Regions from separate parts of the Homo sapiens genome. Here region 1 is linked to region 2. A link is a loop called in an ENCODE intact Hi-C map of the cell type or tissue named here. Cell type or tissue: thyroid gland. All regions are shown on one strand. Each heading gives the region's core, and the rest is flanking DNA. Links, peaks and the distances in the headings are about the cores only.

Region 1 (2,913 bases), core at 202-2,701, 100 kb before region 2:
TTACACCAACAAGCAGCCTGCTTAGGGAGGCAGAGCCATAAGATCAATGCTAGCAATGGGCAAGAATAATAGGCTTTCATCAACTCCTGATGACGCAGGGCTGAGAAGGACTCTGGAAATGCTGTACATCTATGTACAAGGGCAGGGAGGTCAAAGGTGACTCTGAACAGCTGACCTACCTTGATCATGCCAAACAGATTATAGGCAAAGTGAGAGGTTATTTTCCATGCTTGCTATGTTGACAATATCAAGGAATTCAGGAAGCACACAAAGAAGGGTGAGAGGTTATTTTCTATGCTTGCTCTGTTGACCATATCAAGGAATTCAGGAGGCACACGAAGAAAGGTGAGAGACACTTAGCAGTGAGAGGAGATCACCCTCAGTTTCCTTGCATTTTTCCCTCATTTCAGTTCTGCTGTCTTTCCCTAACCAGCCACTAACCTCCCTCTCTTTCCATTCACACTTATGTTTCTCTTAGCAGGGGTCAGCAAGCTATGGCCCATGGGCCAAATTCAGCCCACCACCTTATTTTGTAAATAAAGCTATGCCCATTCATTTCTCCATTATCTATGCCTACTTCTGGCTACAATGCTGGCGTTCAGTAGTGGCGACAGAGACCTTATGGCCTGCAAAGCCTTAAATATTTACTATATGGCCCATTATAGGGAAATGTTTGCTGATCCCTTCCCTTGGAAATAGACTACACAAGCTAAACTCAATCTGTGTCCCATACATTGTAGAACACTATAATCCTTGGAGTTGAATTAGTGTAATATTTAAAATAAAAAAAGAGACTCAAAGTTTAATAAGCTTAGGGCTCTCTGGATTATGCAGAGGCTTTTTCTGTAAAAATTCTTAGAAACTATATTATGCAGGCCGGGCGCGGTGGCTCACGCCTGTAATCCCAGCACTTTGGGAGGCCGAGGCGGGTGGATCATGAGGTCAGGAGATCGAGACCATCCTGGCTAACAAGGTGAAACCCCGTCTCTACTAAAAATACAAAAAATTAGCCGGGCGCGGTGGCGGGCGCCTGTAGTCCCAGCTACTCGGGAGGCTGAGGCAGGAGAATGGCGTGAACCCGGGAAGCGGAGCTTGCAGTGAGCCGAGATTGCGCCACTGCAGTCCGCAGTCCGGCCTGGGCGACAGAGCGAGACTCCGTCTCAAAAAAAAAAAAAAAAAAAAGAAACTATATTATGCTTACACACACTGTGAATCTCTAAAGGAAGGGGTGTTATGGCCTGCATGTAAAAGCTTCATTTTCAAAAGAAATGAGCCTGAGGCAGAAGATTTCTGCACTATTTAGGAAGACTTATGTGCCTTGTTAGGAAGTACAATCCCAAGGAGCATGACAGGGACAAGGCGGGGGAAGCAGAGAGGGAAAATGAGGCTGCACTGCCAAGTTGGCTGCCACTAGGGGGCAGATGCTGGCTCCTGTGTACACCACGTTGCAGGATTGTGTGTAATGCAGGAATCAGGGGGAAATGTATCCAACAACCTGTGGGAACCAGAGAAGAGACCCATGGTGACAGCAGGCAGCATCAGGTACAGGTGCATGCTTGAGGTGAGGTGCTGTTGGGTTGCACCTGCCTGCAGTCAAAACCCATGCAGAGCTTTTGGCCAGCGATGCAGCTCCAATAAGCAAGGGTAGGGAAGAAAACATCCAATGTTGTGCAAATGCGTTCTGATACCAAGAAACACAGAATGCTGGGCTTCCTAGAGCTACTGACTATAGAGTCATCTTTCCCATGAATAGACAACATGTCAAAGGGCACTTACAATCCGCACAATGGTCTAAGATTTACCAGGCTGCACTTCCCCACTTCCCCGTATAACCCACATCCTGAAACCTGCCCTTCTTTTTCTCATACCACCATTGACCCATCCCTAACCAGCCACTAACCTCCCTCTCTCTTTACAGTCACAGTTATGTTTCTCTTAGCAAGGGTCAGAAAATATAGCCCATGGGCCTAAGTTAGACCAGCACCCTTTTTCTCATACCATCACTGACCCATCCCAAAACCCCTCCAACCCTGTGACCTCTTCTCAACATCAACCTCCCGCCAGGAGAGCAACTGAGCACAATGGAAATAATACACAACTTGGGATCAGAAACCCATGTTTGAAAACTGGCTCTCCACTAACCAGCTGGGGAAGCGCCATCACATTACTCAATTTCTACCAACTTCAGTTTCTTCAACTCAAAAAGGGACTGACAGCACAGGATGATATGAGGAATTACGAAGTAACTCATGTAAAGGGTTACCCACAATAGTTACACATGACATTGTAGCTATTCTTTTTTTATTATTATTACTGCATCTTTTGACATTGTTGGCCTTGCATTTTCAAGAACTTCTCTCATCCCCCAGTTTCCCTGCTGTCCCTCAAATTCTTCCTTACCTCTTCTATTTTTCTAAGTCACATTCTGCTATGAGCTGAATTGGGTCCCCCCTCCCCTAATATGAGTTAGGGGAGGGGGTACACAATTCAAGTCCCAACCTCCAATGTGATTGTGTTTGAAGATAGCAACTTTATGGAGATAGTCAAGGTTAAATGAGGTAATAAGGGTGGGGCCCTGATCAGATGCGGTTAGTGTTCCTATGAGAAGAGACACCAGAGAGCTCTTTCTCTCCCACTTTCTCTTTCTTCCTGCTTCTCCCTCCATCTCCTTGTTTGCACACAACAAAAACAGGCCACATGATGATGCAATGAGAAGGTGGCCATCTGCAAGCCAAGAAAAGAGTCCTCAACAGAGCCTGACCCTGTGGACCTTGATTTTTGGACTTTCAGCCTCCAGAGCTGTGAAACAAGACACTCTTGTTGTTTATGCTGCTGTCCAGTATTTGGTATTTTGTTATGGCAGCCCAAGCAGAGTAATACACCTTCCCTCTCTCCTCTTCCTCTTTCTACTTT
Region 2 (2,913 bases), core at 315-2,814:
CTAAAGTGCTTAGAAGAATAACTGGCATGTAAGCAAGTGACATATGAGTACTACCATGGTACTGATGTATTTATTCCAGCCTCACAAGCTTGTTAGAGTCACCTCTTCCCCAAGTCAGCTACAGCTGTGCAGATGAGACCTGGGACACTGGGAATCTAACTATGTGAATAGGAATTATTATAGCAGCAGCAGAAATAAGTCCATATGTTCATATTTCAAATATATTGTAAACAACTGGGGAACTTGAGTGCTTAACACAGTACCTGGAAAGTAAGCACTCCTTCCCTCTGCCATATCTTTTCTACCCATTCCCAATCCCAACTTTAACCTTATAGTCAAGTTACATTTTGGATGCTTTCAATGTTTTTGTATAACATTGAATCAAAGGGAAGGGTCTGTTTCAGATCATTATTCATCTTTTCATTACTGTCATATATTTTATTGATTTTTCATTGAAATGTTTTTTCAACATTTTAAAATGAGGCTTTGGCTTCAGCAGATCCCAGATCCTGACATCTGGTGAATTACAAACAATTGTGTAGGTTTGTTTTTAATTTTAATTTCAAAAAATCAATAAGTCATTGTGATGTCTTTAGAAGATATTAAATAATACAATCAATTTGGAATTTATTATAAAGATGCTCTTTTCAACAGTGTCTATGCAAAATCAGAATATTTGTGAAGCCTTAAGGTGCTTGGCTTTCTGGAATGGCATTAAGATCCAGAATAGAATGACTATAATCCCAGCACTTTGGGAGGCCGAGGAGGGCAGATCACCTGAGGTCAGGAGTCTGAGACCTGCCTGAGCAACATGGAGAAACCCCATCTCTACTAATAATACAAAAATTAGCCGGGCGTGGTGGTGCATGCCTGTAATCCTGGCTACTCAGGAGGCTGAGGCACGAGAATCATTTGAACCCGGGAGGCAGAGGTTGCGGTGAGCCAAGATCGCACCATTGCACTCCAGCCTGGGCAACAAGAGTGAAACTCCATCTCAAAAAAAAAAAAAAAAAAAGATCCAGAATAGAATCAAGAGGGCCTACGGAGAGCATCCAGGACAGAAAAAGTTTTGCTAAGAACAAGTTCAAGGAAAATTAACATATTTACTGGAAATTACTTTTTTCCATTCAAAATTTTTTTTAAAAATTGCTTTTAAAGTAATCCGAATTTCATCTGCTACTGAATGAATAGCAGAACATCCATGAGAACACTGATGCTGGTTTTGGCCACTAACAGATTTGCAACTAGGTCATGTGCGAAGATACAGGGTGAAGACGGCTTTGTAACCATTCACCTGGAAATAGATTAGAGGCCACATGCAGAAGCCACAGCCTTGGGGATCAGGTAGCTCACTGCTAATCCAGGTAGCCCATCTAGGGGAAAATGCGGCTTGGAGACTTGGAGAATCATGTGCCTTTCCTGAGTTTTTAATCCTTCATGGGGCAGAGTCAGGACAGACCCAGCCCTTCTGATTTCCTGCTCAACACCCTTCTGACATTCCAAGCTAGAAGTGAGAACTCAGAAATTCTGTCATTCTGTCATCCACCACCAGTAGGGGTGCTGCTCCTGGCGGTGCCCTTGGACTTGCTGACTGGAGGTCAGAGCTGAGAATGGCAGTCCCCCAGTTCCCCCAAGAAAGACACGTTGCCTCTGTACCTTGACAAGACCCATGATCAGCAACGAATTCACTGGCCACCTACTCTGTTGGCTGTTGGATTTGAAGACAGGGCAAAAGATAACACACAGACACACATATTTTGTTTAAATTGGGCTTTGCCCAACTCACAGAATTACCTAGGCAAGGCATAAGAGCCACAGCCCTGGCTGTTCCTCTGTGGCTGAGACAACACTGACATCTTGTGGTCTTGAATTCAGCCAGCCCTAAGCGTCACAGGCCAGAGTCTACCCAGCCCTGCCAGGAGGAGCTTTTCCCAGCCCTACAAATGGGAATGGATCCATTCTGTGTGGACTCTGCCTGCAGGGGGCTCATGGTTTAGCAGGACACCCAAGTAACCAACCATGTGCACACACTGGGTGACACAGACAGCGCCTGGCATCTGACCAGCCGCACACACACACTCAACCCAGACAGCAAATACTCAGCGTGCAACACTGCGGGCAGCTCCAGAACTGGCGTTAAATAAGAAGCATGCAGACAATTACAATACAGTGAGAAAGGTGCCGATTAAGGTATGAATAACAGCTGTGGGAACACACAAGCAGAGTGGACAGACAGCCAGAGGATACGGTAAGCCTTCAGAAATGACATAAGATCAGGAACACAAAAGATACTGTGGAGTAATCAAGGAAGCAAGGTGCGGAATGATTAAGTCAGAATTTCCCAGCGTCACAGAATAGATTCAGTTTAGAGGTGGAGTGCTAAGCCCCGGGAGATGGCTTCTACAGCATGAGAGGGGATCGACAGGGTTCATTTGGGGAGAAGCAAGAGTGCGAGTGAGAGACACAGAGAGGGAAAGCGTAAAAGACAAGTCTGTAAAGATAGACAGCCTTGAATGCTAGAATAAAGCGTTCACGTTATTCAATTGCTGAAAGTCACGTTATAACGCTGTATTTAAGAAGAAATGATCTGGCAAAGATAAAGCATGAACTATAAGCACAAGACAAAGACTGGAAAGATGCTCCCCCTCGTGTCAGCAGGGGCTGTCCCTAGGAAAGAGGACTATAATGCTTATTCCTGTCATTTTTCTTTTTTTTTCTATTGTTACATATTTTAATACTTTGGTAATGAAAGAAATGACGATCAAGCTATTGCCATATGAAGCAGATGGATGATAAGAGTGGGAGCCTGGCCACTCGCATAGTCATGGTCAGTTTCCTTCAGGAGGAAGCTCCTTCCCAAAAGCAGACAGGACAACAGGGCTATGTGAGACTCCGGATCAGAATCTCAGCATC

The links. A loop is a pair of places that touch in the nucleus more often than their neighbours do. Peaks named below come from ENCODE experiments on the same cell type or tissue, not always from the same donor. Only the 100,000 strongest peaks of a DNase experiment are listed, where the experiment ranks them.
Region 1: it touches region 2 in a loop (2.2-fold over the local background); 11 of 110 quality-filtered maps call a loop at or near these places.

What each region holds. Positions count from the first base shown.
Region 1 is chr10:84,714,558-84,717,470 of GRCh38, reverse strand. No RefSeq gene overlaps it. Among named protein-coding and RNA genes, the nearest start is that of CCSER2, 390 kb to the right of the region's middle. In thyroid gland, for the core only: a CTCF peak has its summit at 1,413 (motif pointing right); a DNase peak (open chromatin) is centred at 1,420.
Region 2 is chr10:84,612,536-84,615,448 of GRCh38, reverse strand. No RefSeq gene overlaps it. Among named protein-coding and RNA genes, the nearest start is that of CCSER2, 290 kb to the right of the region's middle. In thyroid gland, for the core only: CTCF peaks have their summits at 1,622 and 1,834 (motif pointing left); a DNase peak (open chromatin) is centred at 1,858; H3K27ac peaks cover 532 bases.